2 separate regions of the Mus musculus genome follow, and region 1 is linked to region 2. A link is a loop called in an ENCODE intact Hi-C map of the cell type or tissue named here. Cell type or tissue: left cerebral cortex. All regions are shown on one strand. Each heading gives the region's core, and the rest is flanking DNA. Links, peaks and the distances in the headings are about the cores only.

Region 1 (11,504 bases), core at 2,193-10,192, 86 kb before region 2:
AATAAATAAATCTAAAAAAAATAAAATAAAATGAAAGTGGCTGCTAAATGTATAAATGAAAATCAGGGCTTCTCAAGTCAGAAATTAAAATAATAATGATAACCCCACACTATGTGATCCCAAAATTCTCATAGCCATTTAGACCCTAAGTTTTATTTTTCCTTCTCTTCTTCCTCTAAAAGTATTTTCAATGTCAGTAGATCAGTAGCCAGCATGACCCACACCGCTCCTAGCTTCTTGTCCTCTAGGCGGAAACAAACAACCTAAATATTCATTTCCTCGGCCCGAATTCCTCTAAGTGGCTACTCTGGGAATTTCAAATTCTTAGAAAACATCCCAGAGGGGTTTTTGGTGGTTGTGTCTGTCCTTTAACTCAGAAGAGCTTTTCTAAAAGACTCATGGAGCAATTCACATAGAAAGACTTTAATAGTTCTTTAAAATGCAGCCCCGGGGAGGATGGCACAGTGGGTAAAGTGGCAGCTGCAGAGGCAGAAGGACCCCGAGTTCAGATCTCCATCACCCACCTAAGACAAGCGAAACAATAAACACGATGGCATGGGGCTATAGTGGAGCACAAGGAGGCAGAGACAGGAGGATGGGGTCCCGGAGTTCACTGGCCAGCCACTGAATGAATGAGCTCCGGATTCAGTGAGAAATTCCGTTTCAAAATTTAAAGTGAAAAGGGCCGGACCGAGGCCTGGGACAGGTGGGGACACATGGTAAGGGCATATGCCACAGAGACTGTCAACCTAAGTTTGACCTCCAGAACCCACAAAGTGGAAGCAGAGAATCAGCTCCCACAAGCTACCCTAGACCGCCACGCATGCGCAGGGGTACACATATACACAAATAAAAGTCAAATGAATAAATAAGTTAAATAAGGTGACAGGGCACCTGAGGAGGAAACAGGCAACACTGACATCTGGCTTGCGTATGCACACACGCATGCGCGCAAGCACGCACGCATATACGCAGGCACGCACGCCCATATCCATCAGTGGATAAGCATACCAGTAACTGCAATCCGGCGGGTTTTAGTCCCTTTCCGGACAGGGTGGGGATAAAGAGAAAAATCTCAACTATATTTTAACCTCACCAGTTACTCTCCAATATGAAAATCTAAAAATACGGTTAACCCACAAGATCCTTTAAGATTGTAGCCTTCCCACAAGATCTCTGAGGACTCCAGCCCTCTTCCCTGTTTCAGCCACACAGTTTCGTGAGTTCAGAAATGTGTGGCTCCAGGGCAGGTCTGGAGCACCTGTCTGGATCCTTATTTTTTCTGGGTCAATATCCAAAGTCAATAAAACCATCTAGAGCTTTCTCCCGAAAAGCCCAGAGTGGCAGTCCAGGTCCCGGAAGTCACCATACACCGTCAGTCAGTAAGGACCCTATCACCACTCGCACGAATTGCAATAGCCCACATGTGAGCTCATCAGGCAAGTTCACACTAAGCTTTGAGGGTCCACTTCGCCTCCCCAAAGCTACCTGCTGCCCGGGAACAACAGCTTAACTAACCTCAAGCTTGACTCAGCATTAGATCATCCAGCCAGCTGGCTGGAGAGGAAACTTCGAAGATGAACTGAAATTATTTTGGGTGCCTGAAAGTACAAGCTCCCTCTACAGCAGCACGTATAATTAGGATTTTTTTTTTTAATAAATCTACAACAGGGCTGGAGAGGTGGCTCAGCAGTAGTGAAGGGCACTTAACTGCTTGCTCCTGGCAGACTACCGGAACTTCATTCCCAGCACCCACTAGGAGGGTCACCACTGCCTATAACTGCAGCTCCAGGAGACCCCACGCCTCTGGCCTCAGCAGGAATCTGCACTCACATGTGTACATACCCACATGCAGACTCACGAACAAAAACACAATTAAAAGTATTTTTAAAAAAATCCATAAGATGTAAATGAATGAGGGACTCTACACCAACAGCAGGCTTTCCTAAGTAATGGCTTTTACATGTTGGCACAGTTGCCAGGCCGCTCAAGCGCCTTTGTGGAATGCCAACGTACAAATCCATTTCTCCAGGAGAAGACAAAAAACAGAAGTTAATCAACTCGCCCTGAGTCCATGAAGCAATTTGGCCGTTGGCCCAGGAAGACAGTGTCAAGAGCTCTGGGTTCTCACTCCACGTGACTCTAGAATAAAGCTGGAACCCAAAGAGCTATCCTTTAAAAAAAAAATAATAACAATAACCCCCATATGCAGAACCGGCTAAAAATTGGTACCCTATCCATTTTCAGATTCACCTTGGCCTGCCTTGAGCATACAGCCACCTTAGAAGTTCTGTCACGTTACAAATGCCCACAAACTCAAACCAACTACTAAATATAAACAATTTTAGCTCTTCTCACCCTATCAGCCTCTTGGCAAATTCTTCTATGCACCACCCCACCCTGCCTAGGGAGAGAAAAACAATACTTTGTGTTCTTACGATAAACCCATACATCAAAAAAGAAAGAGAAAATTCTAAATAAGCTTTGTTTTCCGTGTCTGCACATTTTAATATACGAGGCACGGAACACAACACCCTCTCCTCTCTCCCCTCTTTATAATTTAAACTCTGAACTCAACAAATAGCACAGGCACAGGCCGGTTAACAGAGTGCTCTCTGCACAGCTGCTAGACTGACTATTTCCACAGTAAGCTTCTGTCAATGCTCTCTGATATTAGCACATGCCTGCTACGTGGATGCCTGCTTACCAAGCTGTGAAAAGACCCACGTTCATTCTGGAACCTACAAAATTAATCTTCTCTGTGCCTATAATGCATAAGGCAAAGGCGCCTTCCCTCCCTCCTCCTCTCCCCCCCCCCCAACATGTCAGGCTAGCTTCTAAACAATCAGTTGGCGAAAATGGACATGCCTGAAAGGGCGGGGCCCAAAGGGGTGTGTCACTCCGGGTATCAATTCCTGTAAATCAAATCCTGACAATTGTCACAATATTATAAAAAGAATGAATTATGATTCTTGGGCCTTCAAGCCTTTATTACCACGAGAACATTCTCAGTTGAATGGCGGAGGGGGGGGGCGCTACTGTGACTTGATTAATGGCCAAAAGCGAGACAATAAAATAAATGTTAAGAGGGGGAAAAAAAACCCATTCTTGGCTCCCAGGTTAGACATGTAAATAATTCCACCCTGGAATAAACACACATGAGGAATTCTTATTTACTCTCTGAGCGTATACACCCAATCAGACTCAGCCAATAGCCCAGTTAAAGATAACAGCTAATTTGTTTAGCTAATGCCTAGTTGGGAACATGTGATAGGTGGCACTAAGATTTCGAACTAACTCAACTCTCAATCTGCCAAATATTAATCCCTTGATCCTGAAGCCTGATGGGAGGAAGGAGAGAAGGAAAAACGGACTGTTTATCAGTAACATAAGGGGGTGGTGGTGGTGGTGGTGGTGTTATTATTTTGTTTTGTTTTTTAACCCATTTTCCCTTTCTAAACTCAAAACCTGTTTACAGAACTCAGGAAAGCTTAACCGACTTTAGTTAACCTCGGTGTTGGGTGGTTATGCCATATCCCTACTAACCAGTTCCTGGCCAGACCCCCTGGTGCTCAAATTCTCCTGGCCAAGTTCAACTCCCCACACCAGCACCCATCAAAGTTAAAGGATCTGCAGAACCCAGTAGGCTGCGAGCCAAGAAAGCGAGCAAGGAGAGGCAAAGACTGCTGGTTTAACTAGCTAAGTGCTGGCTCCTCCAAGCATCTTGTCGGAGTGGGCTACAAAGCACACTTCCCCACAGAACTCCTTGAATGAGAAGTACCGAGGGTGCAAGCAAACGATTGTCACTGCCTGGGACAATGTAAAACTCCTTTCTTTCTTTCTTTCTTTCTTTCTTTCTTTCTTTCTTTCTTTCTTTCTTTCTATTTTTCTTCTTCTTCTTCTTTTTTTTTTTTAAATCACCTCGGCTGCCTGAGGAAAAGGCCAAGGAAACTGCTTCTCCCAGGCATGCTCTGCTGACGTCTTGGGCCATGCCTGAACTGGTCATGTTGAAGCATGACTTCCACACACTTAGCAAGACAGTCCAGGACCACGAAAGACCAAGCACTGACTACAACACAAACACTTCACTTACCAAAGCAACATTTGTCTGAGGAGTTTGACAGCAAGCTGACTCTAACCTGCCCGGAACCCCAAGGCATATTTTTTTTTCTTCTTTAACCCAAGGATGGCGGGCTGCAAGCTCCAGCCAGGCGCTGGCCAGAGGCTGCCTACCAGGTGCTGTCAGCCTGCCTCCGTGGGTAAAACCGTGCTTTGGTTTGTAATTTCTGCTTCTTCAGCCCACCAGCAGTAACTTCCCAGACTCACAGACTGAAGTTGGGGAGTGAAGAGGCAAGTTCGCCTGCTTATACACTTCTCCCACCTGGGTGGCCACACTTACTTCTGGGGACTACCCAGCCCCCACAGAGCCCGCAGACTCCCATATATACACATATGTATCATGTCAAAAACCCCAAAAGACACATCCCTAGGGTCCTGCGGTTTCTTGGCTGGAAGAATGGAGGCTTTATAATATACCAACCTTCAATTTCAAACCCACCACCGACACCCTTTAAGCTGGGGTTTGCCAGTTACACCGCCCACCTCACCCCTCCCCCTTTGCTGGGATGCTATGAGCCCGGAGAGGGAACAGGGAAGAAGGCGAGCAGGGAAAAGGCCCTGCTAACGTACTGAAAGTAAAGAGGCCTCGGGAGACTTGTCTTTCTGTGTCCCCCGCAGGCTTCCCTCCACACTCCACCCCCATCTTCTTACGGAGCATCCCTCCTCCCAACTATTTTTTTTTAAATGAAACTTAATAAGCTTTTCGCCTACCTTGGCTGTTTCGGCAACAAGTGCCTGGGCAATCCGACAAGACGACCAATCTCCACTTGGGGGGGTGAGATGGGGGGCGAGCCGAGCTGATGGAATAATTTCAATATTAATTTATGTCAGCCGCCTTCTCGCAGCTACTCATTTACAGTACTGCCCTCAGCCTGTAAACAAATATCGCTCCGCCAGGAAACATACTCCCCAGATGCAAGCCCCTCTCCCCAAGCAGGGAACCTGGCCCCTCGCCCCTCCCTCCCACAGCACGGCCCCCTCCCCCCTGAGTCCCGGGTGGGAAGCTCAGGGCTTTCTAAAGCACCAACTCACCACCTTCAGCCACCACCCCAGCAAGAAACTTACTCGGTCCGGTCTACGCCTCAACCCTCCCTCCAGGAAATCTCCTCTCCATATGTATTCAACCTCCCCGCAGGAAATCTGCTCCCCCCTCCCCCCTTCTATATACATGCACACCCCCCTCCTCCTCACGCGCCCTCCCCGGCCAGAAACTTACTAGCTAGCAAGCAAGCGTGCAGGCTCTCTCGTCCTTGGAAACTTACTCCCAGATACAGCACCAATAGCACCCCTCTTTCCCCCCTCCCCCAGGCCCTGCTCCCTTCCTTGCCCTCCAACTCCAAACTCTCCGCATCCAGCCACTCTCTCCCTCCCCGGTGGAAATTTGCAGCGCCGGGCTGCGCGCGTGCATCCACCCTCCTCCCCTCCAGGAAACTTACTCCCCATCTGCATGCACCGCCTCTCAGCCATCGCATAGAGGGAAGGGGGTGTGCTGGGGAGACAGAAATACATATGTATCTCTCGCCCCTCCCCCGGCCGCAGCCCACTCAGGGCCGAGCAGCGCTAACCTGGCCTTACCTTTTTGCATGGCCCCCTCCCCGAGCCCTCCGGATCCGCTCCCCAGCACCCCAACCCACCCCTTTTCACCCATCACCCACCCCTAGCAACCGTTCCTAAGCTCCTCTCGGCCTTTTTTTTTTTTTTTTTTTAAATCCAGGATGCAAATTCCTCCCCTGTCAGCAAATCGACTGTCAAATTATTTTCTTGCAAAAGGAGAAAGGCGGGGTGGAGTGGGGGGGGGGGTCAGAAAAGGGGGGCAGACAGGCGGGTAAAAGAGGGAGAGGGACAGAGGAGGGGAGAGATATCCCTCCGCAGAGCTGGGGCTGGCGGCGGGCGGGGAAGCAGGAAGTAAGGTGTCCAGCGCGGCGGGTTCTCCGCCGCGGCCCCCGCCCGCCGCCCCTGTCCCCCGGGGCGCCGCGCTCCGGCAGGCGCGGGCCGCCCGGTGCATTGTTCGCAGCCTTCCCCTAGCCGGTGCACGGACGACTTTTTTTTTTTCTTCTTTTCCGCGCTCCGCGTAGTGTATACGTGAGCTTGCACCTTTTGTAAGCTGGCGAGTCTCTGAACTGGAGAGGATGGGACCACGAGCCTAGGACCTGTCAGTCCCCGGAGTGTAGCAGAGACTCGGATCCCCGGAGGGGGTGGGGGACTCGAGGCCCCCTTGGAGTGGGAGGGGTGGGAGAGCAGCTTGGTGGCCGGGAAGCTGCCGCCTTCCCACTCCGGACCCATTGCAGGATTGCTTCCTGCGTCGCAGTCGCGGTTATTGTAAAAGGCGCGTTGCAAATCTAACGACTCGGGCTGGGAGATTTTTATTGTTGTTTATTTAAGGATTTGCAAAGATACCAAGATCCAGGCAGGCTGCAAAAAGGACTGTGCCTCGAACCCTCACCAACACCACCGCATCCCCCGGTCTTTCTAGGGCCTGGGGGTGCTCCCAGGAAGGGATCTGAGGGTTCTGGAGAAGCTCGCGCCTCCATCCTCTGCCCCTTGGGGGCGGGGAGCGGTCTCCATCTCCGCTGGGTCTGGGAGGGATGTTGCCTAGGAGAGAGGCGGGCAGGAGGGAGGGAGGAGAGGAGGGGGCGCGGGTGCGGCCCTGCGTCCGCCCCTCGCCGTGCGCCATGACTGTGGAACGTGGTGCCGGGGAGGAGGGCCCGCCGCCGGGGGGCCGCCCGGGGCTGCTCGGCATTGGTTGCAGAAACCCGAGCCCTGAAGTCGCTCCCCCTCCTTGGGTTTGTCTCCTCCTCCTGCTCTGCGGGGGAAAACCGCTGCACCCAAACGGAGAGCAGCTGCGAGCAAGGGGGCAGGGCGCCGGCTGGCAGGCTAGCCAAGGGTTCGATCCCCCCTGGGGCGGGGGGGGGGGGGGGGGCCGCTGGCTGGCCTCGGAAATGGAAAGGGATCTGAACAAGACCTCGTCCTGGGACTGCAGATCAGTCCAGGTGCCACGACCTTAGGCCAACATCCCCGGCATCTCCAACCATCTCCGTACTTCTTTTCTAGTCTGAGGAAACGTGCACCAAAGATAGTTCAACTAAAACAGCCACCCGGCGCGGAGATCTAGACTTCAGTGTTGGAGGATCTGTAGGACAACGAGGGTTTTTTTTTTCCCCACGAGGAAAAGTTACACCATCCTTTCCCTCCCCTGTGTGGAGGAATCGTGTGCCCTTTTCTCCTCAAATCTGGCGCGAGATAAGCCACTGTCCCTGACCCATCCCACCCCCACTTGGGCTCCGGGTGTGGACAGGGCGGGAGAAAAACTATATGGAAGCTTAAAGCATGAGGTCATGGGTTGAAGAGGCTGCTGCCAAAAGCCGCGGAGGTGGTGTGTATACGCGTGTGTGTGTGTGTGTGTGTGTGTGTGCGCGCGCGCGCGCGCGCGTGCGTGGGTGGGTAGGTGGGTGGGTGTGTTTGGAGGGGTAACGGTTCTCCATCTTCAGCACTGGAAAGCCCTCTCATCTAATCCTATAAATTCTAAAACACCTGAACCAGGAAGACCCTCTGAAAGAAACAGAAAGAGGCTTGGGTCTATTTTCTCTCAGTGACCCTCTGGCCCGGGACCCGGTCCTTTCGACTAAGCAAAGAGCCAAGGACAGCGAAGAGGAGCAAAGCTTGCTCACCCTTACCTTGCCAATCCTCTGCTTCCATTAAGACTGCCGCCCTTACTAAGACACTAGTGTCCCACACTGCAGCTTACCGTAACCTTTTAAACCCTGCAAGTCCCTCCTGGTTCTGAAGCAACCCCACCCGCCTTGCGCGGGGAGTGGGGTGGGGTGGGGGGCGTAGTTCATCTCTGCAGCCCTCTCTTCCTTCAGTCAGAGCCTTGCCACTGCTCTGTTCCAGAGGGGGGTGGCCTCCCTAACCATTCACCTACCTGATTTTACTAGACCTTCAGTGTTCCAGTCCACTTCCCCTATCTCCAAGAACCCTTCTAGAAGTTACACCTTCATCTCTGACTCCCTGGGATTGGCGGGCCTTTCTCCAGACCTTCTAGCAGCCAGGCTATCACGGAACTGGCCCTAAGGAAGGCCCTTTGCTAAGCTTGAGAGCCACCACTGCCCCAGGGCCTGACGGTTCCCTGAGCGAGTTGGCTTGGATTCCTCTAGAGACCATGGAGAAAGCATCGCCCTGCCTTTCCTACAAACCTGAGTCTCTCCACCTCCAAAGGTCAACACTCACACCCACAGAGCACCAAGAGACAAAAGGTCTCCAAACAAAAGCTCCTCCCTGGGGCAGATAAGAAACCCTAACAGATAAGGAGTTCCAGGCTGCAGAGTTAAGTAACTGGCCCCGGGTCATAATACAGACCTTTACCACCCAGGTTTGCCGGGGCTCCTAGACCACAGGCTGCAGAAGGCTGTGGATTTGCTTCATGCAACTACACAGCCACCTTAAAAGACCACGCTTTCAACACACCACGCTTTCTTACTTGGTCCACAAGTTCACCGGGAGCAGAGAGTGTCCCTGAAGAGAGTTAGCCCAGAAGATCTAGAGCAAACTCAATCTCTCTCTCTCTCTCTCTCTCTCTCTCTCTCTCTCTCTCTCTCTCTCTCTCTCTGTCTCTCTCTCTCTCCCTCCCTCACACACACACACATACACACACACAGGAGAAAATTATGTTCCCAGAATCTGAAATTATTTAAGCAAAATTATCTTTGGCCCAAATGATTGGAAAACACCAATAAAGATAATAGAAAGACCACAATGAAATCATTTTTAAAAAAAAAAGACTTTTATTTGTTTTATGTGTGTATGGTTGGAACATGGAGGTCAGAGGACCACTTGTTTGCAAATGGTTCTCATCTTCCACCAAGTGGGATCCAGGGACTGAACTCGAGTCATGAGTCTTGGTGGAAGGTACCTTTACTGACTGAGCCAGCTCACTGGTCTTGATCAAGGAAATCAACTTTTAAAGGCGATCTGCTGAGTGACATACCTGACCCCCTACAAGCACTGTGACTTTCTGACGGTTTCGGCACAGCTCTGCAATGAAACTCAATCTGTATTACCATATACTCAAGTTGTGGTTGGTTGGTTGGTTGGTTGGTTGGTTGGTTGGTGACAGGGTAATACTATGTAACCCTGGCTAGCCTGAAATTTTCTGTGCAGCCCAGACTGTCCTGGAATTCACAGAAATCCACTTCCTATGCCTCTCAAGTGCTGGGATTAAAAGCATATGCCACCACACCCTGATAGGATTTTTTTTTTTAATGACTCAAAGGGTGGGAGAGATGGCTCATGGGTTAAGAGCATTGATGCCCTTTCAGAGACCTGGGCTCAATTCCCAGCACCCAGGTGGTGTTCTAGAACCATCTGTAACTCCTGTCCCGGGTACCCAACACCCTCTTCTGATCTCCACGGCTCTGCCCACGTGTGGTGCACTGACATGCATGGAGGCAAAACATCCATACATATAAAATAAAAACAAAATGAAAAGACAGAGAGAGTCAGAGAGAAGATGGCTACTATCAAAATATCAGGTCTTTAAACTGAATTGAGCTGGGTACAGCCTGCCCTCTGGAGATTGAAGCCGTTGACCACTGTACATTAGTGGAAGTTTTGTCAAAGCTGTTAGGTCTTGATTGTCAATTCTCAGCACTAGTCCTCATGGTAAAACTTGCTTAAATGTAATTATTTCTCCTCTTCCTCTTCCTCTTCCTCCCCCTTCTCCTCCTCCTTCTCTTCCTCCTCTTTCTTAGGCTTAATTCATTTCCATGGTGCCAAGTTCAAATGAACAACCAGAAAGTCTCTTCCTCACACTGTCCCCATCCACTCTGTTTTCCCTGAGCAGAAGCAAGAAAATTCACAGGTGGAAGATATGCCTAGCTGTCTTCCAGCGGAGGCCGTGCAACACTCTTTGGACACCTATTTCAGTCTTTATAACCAGTGCTCCTTTTCCAGCCTTGGCAGAGCCACCACCCTACATACCCACACACAGACACCACACACACACACACACACACACACACACACACACACACACACACATACACACACACCATACACACACACACACACACACACACACCACACACACACATACACACCACACACTACAGACATACAAACACACACCATAGACACACACACAAAGTCCTATTCTTCTCAAATGTTTAGCCTCATACAGGTTAAATGGTTGCCTGAGCATCTTACATTTGAAAATGATTAACCAGTTGTGGACTTTTTTTTTCCTCTGCACTAATAACCACTAACACACACACACACTCTCTCTCTCTCTCTCTCTCTCTCTCTCTCTCTCTCTCTCTCTCTCTCTCTCTGTGTGTGTGTGTGTGTGTGTGTGTGTGTGTGTGTGTGTGTGTGTGTATACACATGTCCTTCTGGATGTGTGCTGGTTGTACAAACATGTGCAAACACATCCATATGAATGTTAGGGATTTGTAACAATCTCTCTTCGCCTTATTTTTGGGGACAGAGTCACCCAGTGAACCTAGAGCTCACAGATGAGTTAAATGAGATGATCAGCAAACCCCAGGGCCCCTCCCATCTTCACCTCCCCGGGCTGGCATTACAGGCGCACACCACCAGACTCAGAACTTCAGGTGGGTACTGGGATCTGAACTCAGGTCCTCATGCTTGCACACAACTGCTTCACCAACTCACCCACCTCCCCAGATCCCTTGGCCAGCTCTGCCTGTGTGCTAAGTACTAAATACAGACTATTTACTCTGCCCTTAGAATTACTGCCACCCTCAGCTGACAGATGCAAACTGAAATGGAAGCTGAGAGAGCTTTATGAGACGTTCACCGATTTCCCGCCAGATCAACCTGAACACCAGTCCTTTTCCCTGAACTCCACCCTTGTCAATTCTTTGCAAAGTGGGGAAAATTCTAGAAGCCTGAGAAGGAACACCACGTCCACAGATGCAGCCAATGTCCTGGTCTCCTCCACACAGCTTCTCCCCTCTCCCCAGCCTGGGATGGAAGAAGACACACAGTGTCCCGAGAGTTGGCTTTCCAAAGGGAAAGTTCACTTCTGAGGCCACTCGGGCTCTTTGCCTATCTCAGAGACAGATCGGAACTGCATGAAAAATAGAAGTGCAGCCAATTTGTAACCAAAGGAAATGTTTTAGACCCGGTCATCTTTGGTGGATTGTACTGGGAGACATTTTTTTGTGTTCTGAAGTTAAACAGCTGGAATTATTTTTTAATTAAGTTTAATTAAAAAAAATATATGTGCATTGGTGGTTTGCCTGCATATGTGTGTGTGCATTATAGACATTCCTGGTGTGTGCGCATTATAGACATTCCTGGTACCCATGGAGGCCGGATCCCGAAGGGGCTGGAGATACAGATGATTGTGAGCCGTCATGTGGGTG
Region 2 (11,504 bases), core at 1,826-9,825:
AGCTTTAGCCAGTGCAACATTTGTGGTCTTGGCAAGAGCGCGAGCCTGAACTGGACCAGACTGGCCAGTTTGGTTTAACCTCTGGCCTGTATTTCCACGTCAACAGGCCCAGGAAACTGATCTGAACCAGCCCCAAAGCCCGAGGCAGAGCAGCTGTCAACCTGGGAGGAAGGAAACCAAAGCAAGCAGCCAGAGCCTCTGAGAGAGGGGTTGTCTGTGTGCTTCCTTCGGCAGCCAAAGCCTTCTAAGAACAGATGTCTAAGGGCTAGAGGCTAAGGGCAGAACACTCAGGATAGGTGGGTGGGTACAGGCACTCCCCTCCCCGTTCTCATCTTCTTGCTTCTCCTCCCCTCCCCTCCCCTCTCTTCCCTTCTCCTTCCCTCCACTCTCCTCCTCTCCCTTCTTTACTCCTCCACCCTCCTCCCCTCCACCCTGTACCCTCCTCCCCTCTTGATATGCTGGGAACCAAACTCTGGTCCTCTGGAAATGCAGCAAGTGCTCTTAACACCTGACACATTTCTCCGGCACCTGCATGTGCTTTTTTAGACAGTGTCTCTTATAGCCCAGGCTGGCCTTGAACGCCCTATGAAACCAAACATGACCATCAACTTCTGGTCCTCTTACCAATACCTTCTGCGTGCTGTAATTACAAGCAAGTCTGTGTGTACTGTGTATATGCTTGTGCTAGCCCCTGGGTACACATTTGGAGGTCAATGCCAAACGTCTTCCTCTATAGCTGTCTGCCATAGTTTTGAATCTGTCTCTCCAGTGAGTCTGGAGCTAGCCACTCAGCTAGACTGGCACGGCACTGCGGCCCTGGAATCCACTCAGCTTTGCTCCCCTCCCCCATACCCAGTGCTGGGGTTAGAGATGAACCTCCAGCTTTCACTTGGGTGCTGGGGATCTGAACTTGGGTCCTCGTGGTTACACAGCGGACATATTACTGATTGAGGCATCTCCCCAGGTTTAACCCTTTTAACAATACTGCACCCTTTTGAGTAGGAAACTGACCTGGTTTACTGACCTGAAATGCAAAAATTCATGTATTACAGAAGTAAATATCGTAGGATATGAATATCACTGTGGTTCAGTAGTCTCAAAAACCATGGCCCAGAGGCTGCTGGCAGGGCTCAGCGGTTACGAGTGCTTGCTGTTCTTACAGAGGACCTGAGCTCAGTTCCCAGCATCAGTGCTGGGCAGCCACCAACTGTAATTCCAGACCCAGGGACTATGGCGCCCTCTTCAGGCCTCCTTGATTACATACACTCGCAACTCAAAAATTAGCCCACACTCGGAAAGTTCTCTTTTAAAAACAAACATAATTATTAGTCATTTTTAATAGAAATCCAATAAATGTGTGTTACACATTAAGGTTAAAAAAGCAAAAAAAAAATTTTAATGGAAAATCAAGCTGTAGGAGAATAAACTCTGGGTTTAACTGTAAAGACTTTAGTGAGTCTTGTCACCTAACATCATTAGACACTGTCGAGGTGTCTTCTCACATCATTGAACATCCTTCTACAGCACTTGTGTGAAGAATCCATAGCCACTACTAACACAGGTTGCTATAATTTATGTAGCTGGTTCTCTAGAGCTAAGTGTTTGATTCGTTCTTCCTTTTAATTATACTAACTAAAATGCCTCTGGACATTATTAGAGAGAGAAAGACATTTGCACAGATCTCTGATCTTTCCCCTAAAGCACATTTCCATGTAATTTCAGCAAAATCTATTGGATCAGAAACTGTGTACATTGATAAGATCCTGTTTCCAATGACAGCCAGCCTTACAGAAAGACTCCGGCTACTCCTGCTGCTATAGGACATTATTGCTTACATTAAACTTAGGGGTCAGGGGAGCCTGGAGAGATGGCTCAATGGTTAAGACTGGTTCTTCTTCAAGCACAATCTGGGTTCATCCCCAGCACCCATATGGTGGTTCACAATCCTCCATAACTGCAGCTCCGGAAAATTTGGTGCCATCTGCTGGCCTCCTTGGGGACTGCACACATTTGGCGGATATACATACATGCAGGCAAAGCACCCATACACATAAATTAGCACTTAACCCACTTTTAAAGGAGCAGAGCTTTTTTTTTTTTGTTAATTTGCTTCTATTTGCCCACTCAAAACATAGGATTTTTCATGTATCTGCTGTCGTTTGCCCTTCTACAACAGACTGCTTGTCCCAATGTCTGCTTTTGTCAAGACCTATAAGACTTCCTCTAAACAAATATGTGTCATACAAGCATCAAAGGTTTCCCCCAAGTGTCTCATCTTAAGAGACTTACAAGTGGACTTTTTTTTTTCAAGACAGGGTTTCTCTGTATAGTCCTGGTTGTCCTGGAACTCACTTTGTAGACCAGGCTGGCCTCGAACTCAGAAATCTGCCTGCCTCTGCCTCCCGAGTGCTGGGATAAAAGGTGTGCGCCACCATGCCTGGCTTACAAGTGGACTTTAAAAGAAATAATTATCTATTATATGAGTACACTGTCCTCAGACACACCAGAAGAGGACATTGGGTTCCATTACAGGTGGTTGTGAGCTACCATGTATTTGCTGGGAATTGAACTCAGGGCCTTTGGAAAAGTAGTCAGTGCTCTTAACCTCTGAGCTGTCTCTCCAGCCCCCACAAGTGGACTTTTTCAGTAGTCACCAAGTTAACCTATTTTTACCCCTATGCTATCTACCTTTTGTGTTATATTTAGAAAGATCTTTTCAAAAGAACATCACATAAATATTTACAGGTCTGTTTGCCCACACATGGGTCCTGAAAGAGGATATAAAGCTAATTTGTTTTTTTAGTTTCAACTTCATCATAGGTTCTTTTTCCTTCCTTTCCGGTGTCGATATGTGAGTTCATTTTTTTTGAGTATTGAAGTAGCAAGAGCCACATTTTGCACCTCAAAATTGTGAGGGTTGTTTCTTTATTATGATGCTGCTGGCCAATCGTGCATTAGGAGTTTCACAGACTTATCTAGCAATAGCGATTTAAAAACAACAACAACAACAACAAAAAGTTTTATGTGGGGGTAAGTGTTCTGTAATCTGAAAGTCTTCCAATTTTTCTGTCAAACACCACCCCCTGCGCACACACACACACACACACACCGTTTCATTGTTTCTGAGAGCATCTTACAGCGCTGCCTAGCTGGCGTTAGATTCCTGACCTCCCTCCTCAGCCTCCTGAGTGTGAGCCACCAGGCTAGACTTTGCCTTTGGTTTGTCTTTTGTTTTGTAATGGGGTTGGTCAGTATCCGTTACTTTTCTGTTGCTGGGATAAAATACTATGACCAAAGGCAACTCATGGAAGAGTTTCTCCTGCCTCAAGCTTCCAGGAGTTCCAGAGAGCTCCATGCCCATAATGGTGGGGATGGCATGGAGAGGGAGGAGCCTGAGACCGCATCCTAATCGCACACTGGAAGCCGAAAGAGCAAGCAGGAAGTGGAGTGAGGCTATAAATTCTCCAAGCCCTCCCCCAATGACGTACTTCCTTCTGCAAGGCTCCACCTCCCAAAGTTCCCTCCACCAATAGAGAACCAAGTATTTAGATACATGGGTCGGGGGGGGGGGGTCTCATTAAAGCCACCAGAAGGCCACACTGTGCCATCCAAGCCACTCTCAGATTCCTAGGCTCACGTGATCATCTTGTCTCAGTCTCCCAAGCAGCTAGGGTGACAAAAACATACCACCAAGTTCAGCTGCCCTACATCTTGCCAAAACTAAATCGTTTTTCTGGATGTGGGACTTTCAGACTAAACTGGGAGATGTCCAAAGCAAACGGGACCAAGGAGTCACTGTGGCTGTCAGGTTCTTCGGACTGTGTGGGAGACATGTGCAGTTCACACAGGGATGCCGGGCTGTGTGTGGAGTCACAGTCGATGCTCTTGTGAGTGGATGTGTGTGCTGAATTGTCCTCTAGGGAACCCTGGTGTGCTAGAATCGTGAAGAAAAGTTGGATTAGGCACTGGGGAGTTGGTTCGCTCTGGAAAGTGTATGCCATGCAGGCATGAGGACCAGAGTTCGGATTCTCGTCACAAACATAAAAACCAAGGCTCTGGTATAGCTCCAGGCTCTCAGGGATTGGGCAGAGACAGGAGGATCCCTGGGGCTCCCTGGCCAGCCAGGCTAGCCAGGGAGCCCCAGGTTCATTTAAAGATTCTGTCTGAAAGAATAATAAGGTAAGAGGCTGGTGGGATGGGTCAGTGTATAAGGGTGTTCATCACCAACTGGGATAATATGAGTTGAATCTCTGAAGCCCAATGGGGGAATCTCTTCTGGCCTCCTAGTGCACTGTGGCATGCAAGGTCTACAAACATGTATGTATGTATGTATGTATGTATGTATGTATGTATGTATGTATGTTTGCACCTGTGCTCTCTCTCTCTCTTTCTGTCTCTCTCTCTCTCTCACACACACACACACACACACCCCAAATAAATGAATAAATAAGCATTTAAAATTTTTTAAGGGCCGGTGAGATGGCTCAGTGGGTAAGAGCCCCCGACTGCTCTTCTGAAGGTCCAAAGTTCAAATCCCAGCAACCACATGGTGGCTCACAACCATCCATAATGAGATCTGACTCCCTCTTCTGGTGTGTCTGAAGACAGCTACAGTGTACTTACATATAATAAAAATAAATCTTAAAAAAATTTTTTTTAAGGTGGAGAAGCAATTGAAGAGGGTACCTGACACCTGCCTCTGGCCTACACATGGGCACTCTGTGCGCACAAGAATGTCTCTCCGCACATACACAAGTGCATGTGAAATGAAAGGAGTCTGCTTTAGCAGAGGAGTGGAGGTACTTGACAAGACTGAAGAACTGGAAGGACCGGTATGGACCGGGATTCCAGATTTCAGGAATCAGAGAGGCACTGTAGGGCAGAGACCCAGCCCCCAGCCTGGCAAGATAGAGTCCTGGTACCACGGGCTTGGGAACCAGAATCAGGTTTCAAGCAGAAAATCTCCTTAGGGACTAAGGCTCAGGGTATCGCTCGGCTCTGGAGTTTCCAAGAGTGAACAATTAGGAATGGAGAGATGCACTAAGAGGCTCTGTCCTAAAGCCTCAAAGAGGGCTACCAAGATGGTTCTGTGGATAAAGGTGCTTGCTACCAAGCCTGACAACCTGAGTTCGATTCTGAGGACCCACAGAGTGGAAAAGAAAGAACCGGCTCCCTCAAGTTGTCCTATGACCGCCACATTCATGGACGCATAAATAAATAATAAATAAATAAGGCATTCATGAGACCATGTGAAAAATCACACACAGCCAGCCTGGTTCTCCTTTCCTTAAGCTGCCTGCCTGCCAGTGCTAATTTTAGTGTCAGGGCAGTCTAGAGAAGCGGCTCCCACCGGTTCCTGCCAGTTCAGACTGCGCATTGTTCTTTCGTTTCCTGAAATATCTAACTTTGCATTTCTTTAAAAAAAAATACTACCCCCAATATGCATTGGGATAAAATTAGATCATGAAGAAAAATGTAACGACGAAAGCAAAAGTTCCTGCAATTGCTCTCGATTTAACTGGCTGTTGACGTTTCTGTGTTCTGTCCCGCTCATAGGGAGCCACTGACTTTGTCTCTGGAAGTTCAACTGTGTGTGATTTCTTTTGGGAAGGGTGAGGTATAAGGGTTCCACAGTACTAGCCAACCAGACTGGCATGGCATCTGAGATCGTCCCAGCTCAGCCTTCCAAACGCTGGCATTCTGGCGTGCATCACCACATTCGACTCCAAATGTCATTTTTGGATGGTGGGCGGGGTGGGGTGGGGGTTGTTTGTTTGTTTGATTGCTTGTTTGTTTGTTTGTTTGTTTGTGTGATTGTTTCATTTTGTCTTGAAACAGGATCTCAAAGTGATACAGTCTGGCCTCAAACTCACTATGCAACTAATCGGCCTTAACTCTCTTCCGGTCTGTCTCTCAAGCTAGGGTTACAAACATGTGACATTATGCCTGGCTTGCTAAATGCCTTTTCTAACTGAGTTGGTTGGTTGGTTGGTTAGTTAGTTGGTTTGTTAGTTAGTTGGTTAGTTAGTTGGTTAGTTACATACTTATTTAGTTAGTTGAAACACAGTCTCCTATAGGTCTGCCTGCCCTCAAACTTGCACAGTAGCTGAAGTTAACCTTGAACTCCTCATCCTTCTGTCTCCACCTCTCAAGTTCTGGAAGCCTGCATCACCCTACCCCACCTTAATATATTGTTTTAACATAACATTTGCTGAAAACTTTTTCCGCCTCAATAAATAGTATCTATATCAGCATCAGATGCCAGCTCACCAGAACCTAGTCTTATCTGGGAGATGGAATTCTGGCCATGCCTGTCAAGGGCGGGCTTGATTGAGTTAATGTGAGAAGACTCTTCCTAACCATGGGTGGGAGTGTTCCCTAGGCAGCGGATCCTGGACTACACAGAGCGGAGAACAGTGAGCTAAGTCGTGGCCAGCATACACACACACTGCTTCTCCGCTGTGCATGGGATGCAGCCAGCTCCTCCGAGCTCCAGGTGCCTTGGCTTCCCCCACTCCTCCTGCTCCATGGCAGTCTGTAACTTGAGCTGTGAGTCTGAGTAAACCTTTCTCCCTTAAGTTGCTTTTGTTAGAGTATTTAACAACAGCAACAGGAAAAGAAGCTAAGATACATACTGTTTCCTTAAACTGACAGTCAAAATAAGGGTACAACAGTCCCTCTAGGGTTCACTGGGTTCTGAGTTATGAACTTGCCTTAGCCCTCCCTTCAATAAATATAACTGAAAGGACAGTGTCTACATCTATTCTTTTGAAGATTTATTATTTTATTTATGTGTATGTGAGTGTGCATGTTCCTGTGTATATGCAGGTGCCCCCAGAGACCAAAGGAGAGCATCAGATCCCCTGGAGCTGGCATTACAGGCACTTTGTGAGTTGCCACATGTGGGTGCTGGGAACCAAACTCTGGCTGTCCCCTGCATGAGCAGGAGGTGCCCTTGACTTAAGAGCCATGTCTCCTAAATTTATTTTTAGCTGACACATTTAGAGATTAAGAGGCAGATCCTGAAGCCTGGCATGGTGGCACACATCTTTAATATCAGCACTGGGGAGGCAGAGACAGGTTTGGTAGGTTTGAGGGCAGTCAGGTCTACATAGTGAATTCCAGGATAGCCAGAGCTAATAGTGAGACCCTGTTTATAGATAGATAGATAGATAGATAGATAGATAGATAGATAGATAGATAGATAGATAATTGATAGATAGATAGATAGATAGATAGATAATTGATAGATAGATAGATAGATAGATAGATAGATAGATAGATAGATAGATAGACAGACAGACAGCAGGTTCTAGAGTTTGGTTGCCTGGATTCAAATGCTTTCTTTTTCAGCTCTTTTCTTTCCTTTCTCCAGCTGTTCATTTTCATCTGAAAATAGGAACCATAGTGAGGTCTACAGGGTAAGATTGCCACAAGGACCCCTTTTGCGTGCCCAACAGGTTTAGCAGAGCTTCTGAGTTAGAGTGGCCATTCCCAGAATACCTTCTGTAATTATATTGCCTTCTCCAAAAAGCTTCGGCCAATGTTGATTCATTGAGGGTAAAAAATCAAGTCCCCTGGTGTTCTCATAGGATCTATCTAACTCTTACATAAAAGTTTTTAAATGGTAGTGCATGCTGGGTTTCCCAATTTGCCTGCACTATGAGCAATTTCTCCTGGGGACTAAGGGTTATCATTCCCTCAAACAGGTTCTGTCTGCCTAGTGGTCAAGAGACTAAATTGACAGCCTTTAACCCTGTGAGAGAACTGAGCTCATTGACCTGGGATAGCAAGTTTGACAAAATTTGTCCTTTAATTAAAGGGATAGTGAGTGCTCAAATGCATGTGTGTGCATGACTGAGTGCTAGAGAGAGAGAGAGAGAGAGAGAGAGAGAGAGAGAGAGAGGTTTTTTGGTGCTTTTTGAGACAGGGACTCATAACCAAAGTGGATTATATAACCAGGGATGACCTTGAACCTCTGACCAACACGCCCCAAATTCTGAGATTACAGTCATGCACCACCACATCCTTTCAACTTCTCTTTTTAAATGAAAATTTATAATTTAAACAGTAGCACCACCCTCAAGTCCTCCTCGTCCTCCTCCCCTTCTCCTCCTCCTCCTCCTCCTCCTCCTCCTCCTCTTCCTCCTCCTTCTGGTGGTGGTATTGTTTCAAGACAAGATTTGTCTGTACATCCCTAGGTGTCCTGGAACTCACCCTATAGAACAGGCTGGCCTTGAACTCAAAGATTCAGCCACCTCTGCCTTCTGAGTGCTGGGATTACAGAAGCTAGGAGGTGCCCCGCCCCCTCCCAGTGGACCTCTGCTTTCTAAAAGGCCCTAACTTGCTTTCCCAAACAACTAGTTTGTCCCCAGGGAAAAAAAGATGGCACATCTGGCTGGAGCAGTGGCCCTCAGTCACCACAGAACATTAGAGTACACCTCAATCAGAGCTTCTGGAAAGATCCAGGTTGAGCTGCACAGGTGCACAACTAACCCTGGAGATTTTTCAAAGTCCTCAGGGGGCTGCGGTGGTCAGCAGAAGCCTTGAGGTCCAGTAGGCTACAGGAGACAGGGGCACTCTCAAACCCAGCTTTATGTTTTGTTTTGTTTTGTTTTGTTTTGTTTTGAGGCAGGGCCTTGCTATGTAGCCCTGCATTAGCATATATCTCAGGCCTTGCTCTGTAGCCCTGGACAGCCTGGAACTTAGCATCTATCTCAGAATAGCCTCACCCTCAAATCAATCCTCCTCCCTCAGGATTTCTAGTGCTGGAATGGAAGGTGTGAGCCACCCACACCTTGCTCTTCGACTCATCTTAAGTGCCTTCCTGAGTAACCCTCAGTGGATAGATCTGTAAAAGCATTCTCTCCTCTGCTCTCAGAAGACCTAAGTTTGCTTCCCATAACCCATGGTGGGTGCTAGATCGATTTAGTTTTGTTTTGTTCTGTATTATGCCTGTTGATATGTCTGTGTGTCACGAGCATGCCCGTCATCTACAGAGGTCAAAAGAATGTATTGGATCTCCCAGAACTGGAAATATGAATGGTTGTGAGCCACCGTGTGGACCCTGGACATCATCAAACCCAGGTCTTCCGTAACAGAAACAAGTGCTCTTAATGTCTATGTCCAGCCCCTCAAACCCACATTTTTAAAAAGCTAGTCATAGGGGTTTTTTAAAAACATCTCTGTGCAACAGACAGAGGCCATTATAGAAAACCACAAAACAAGTGTTTGTGGGCGCAGGGAGGTGCCCAGCACCAACTGATCTGTCTACAACACAGCTCCTACACCTAAGGCTTGGGGATTGTTGTGAAAGAGGAGCAGGAAAGTTGTTAGAGGAACAGGAAGTTTGCTGTGAGATTGTGTGTCCTAGAAATGTCAGAGGGGCTACAGCCATGAAGGCTCGCCAACATGGCAGCTACATGAAGGTAGATCCCTGAATTCCAGGACACCTGGACTGTACAGAGATAGCTTGTCTAGAAAAATAAAAAATAAAAAATAATAATAAAAATAAAATAAAAATAAAACAAGCAAACAAACAAACAAACAAACTGTTTAAGGTGAGTTGAGCGTTGGAAAGAATCCCAGAGGCTGTCCTCTGGACATGGACACACACACACACACACACACACACACACACACACACACACGCATACCCTGTGGCCATTTGTCACAATCTCCTGGGGGTTTGGCCATGTAGAACACCAGGCCCACCTCCTGGAGACTGGAGTTTAATTGGCCTGGGTGCACCTGAGCTCTTGAGATTTTCTTTTACCCTCCAGACAATCCATGCCCAATACAAGAACCATGTTCTTGAACAATGAGTCTCCCAAGTTACCATGTACACCAACCCTGTGGAGACCTAATCACCACAAAGATTCTAGTTCAGGAAGTCTGGAGTGGAGGCCCTGATCCCACGCCTCTGCCAAACTCCAGTGTGGTGAGGATATTGCAGTTCATTCAGTGTGCTTGTAAGACACATTTTGGTCCTCAAGACCGCTCAGTGTCCGGGTGGTCTTTAGGGTCAGCATGTGCCAGACTCGGGATGGTCTCTGTTGGAAGTACAGACCTCAGACATAGCCCCCTGCTGCAGCACAGGTCATGGTCATCATGGCTTCAAACAGCAGCAAGGACCACAGACCCCTGCATGGCCTTCGGGGTATTAGCATTCTGTCTAAGCTCCACTCCACAGTTACCTGGCAATGGCCAGGCAGGCCCGACTCAATATAAAAGGGGCTGCTTGCCCCCTCCTCATTTTCTTGCCCTCTTGGTCTCTTGTTCCTCTCTTGCTCTTTCTCAGCTTCCCTTCCCTCCTCTTTCCCCATTCTCTTCCCCCCCCCCCCCCCATGCTCATGGCCGGCCGGGCCCTTCCTTTTCCTCCCCTCCCCTCCCCTCCCCTCCCATCCCCTCCCCCTCCCTTCTCTCTCTCCTTTCTCTGCCTCCACTACCCCCTTAACTCCGCCCCCCAGGCCCTGAATAAACTCTATTCTATACTATACCATCTGTGGCTGATCCCTCTGGGGGAAGGGATGCCCTGGTATGGGCCCGCTGAGGCACCCCCTTCCCCCATACCTGGCCACACCTCCATAGAACATATCCCCCTCCTCTTTATCTTTGTATAAACACATTAGGTGGTAACTCAGCCCTGGTTGGCAGCGTAGACTACAGACATCAACATGGCTCTCCTAGCTTCAGCAGAACCACAGAACCAGACATGGCCCTCAGCAGCAGCACAAACATCACACGGCCTTCCGTGGTAGCACAGCTATGGACATCAGTGTGGTCCGCAGCTGTGGTTAGGACCACAGACACCCACATGAACCTCGGGCTTCCACACGGCCTGATACAGGGGAACATGGACACCAACGGGGCCTCTAGGGGCAGCAAGAACCATAGAGGTCTTTCAAGAAGGTCAAATCTAGAAAATAAACTGTTCTTCATCTTGTCCATCCTGCCGTTGCTCAGAACCAGGGCAGCCACACAGCTGGGCAGTATTCGGAGGCTGTGTCTGCGCACTCTCCAGGCTGCTGCACGCTACCCTGCCAGCCTTATTCAGCAAGGACACATTCTCCTGTCCACGAAAGCTTTCTCTCACAACGATTAACCCTCCCATTCCCGGCGCTGTCCTGTTTCCAGTATCACCTCCCTCCACTGTGCACTCGCCATTCCATTCCTCCACCTTCCCTACCTCGGCATCACCACTCACTGGAAACTGCACTGTGTCACATAGTACATATATATATATTTGCCCAAAAAACTTTGCATGCAGATACTCATTGCAACGAGCCATTGGTCTGGTTCATGGTTCTTGTTTCTGAAGTACTGTAAATACTGGACCATTGAGGAGATTGGTCTCAGATATCCTGTTGATGCCCAGGGTCAGGGTGATACTGCACTAGGCAGGGCATCAGGGGACAAGGTTTTGTGCAAGCTCCTAGCTGCTGCATACCTCCCCACACCAAGACTCACTGGGCTCAGTCTTTGTGCTTGTAGGCTGCAGGTAA

Evidence for each region. Hi-C counts contacts between places; a loop is a spot of excess contacts. Peaks named below come from ENCODE experiments on the same cell type or tissue, not always from the same donor. Only the 100,000 strongest peaks of a DNase experiment are listed, where the experiment ranks them.
Region 1: it touches region 2 in a loop (6-fold over the local background); 2 of 42 quality-filtered maps call a loop at or near these places.

What each region holds. Positions count from the first base shown.
Region 1 is chr17:47,135,236-47,146,739 of GRCm38, reverse strand. Gm41589 (a long non-coding RNA gene) reads left to right here and starts at 7,041. Exons shown (of 3, transcript XR_876847.2): 1 at 7,041-7,492; 2 at 10,601-10,727; 3 at 10,864-11,366. It also overlaps a transcript of Trerf1 not described here. In left cerebral cortex, for the core only: a CTCF peak has its summit at 6,735; DNase peaks (open chromatin) are centred at 6,240, 6,821, 7,191, 7,464 and 5 more places; H3K4me3 peaks cover 5,318 bases; H3K27ac peaks cover 4,601 bases.
Region 2 is chr17:47,048,651-47,060,154 of GRCm38, reverse strand. No RefSeq gene overlaps it. Among named protein-coding and RNA genes, the nearest start is that of Ubr2, 44 kb to the right of the region's middle. In left cerebral cortex, for the core only: a CTCF peak has its summit at 1,977 (motif pointing left); DNase peaks (open chromatin) are centred at 5,357, 6,366 and 8,798; H3K4me3 peaks cover 433 bases.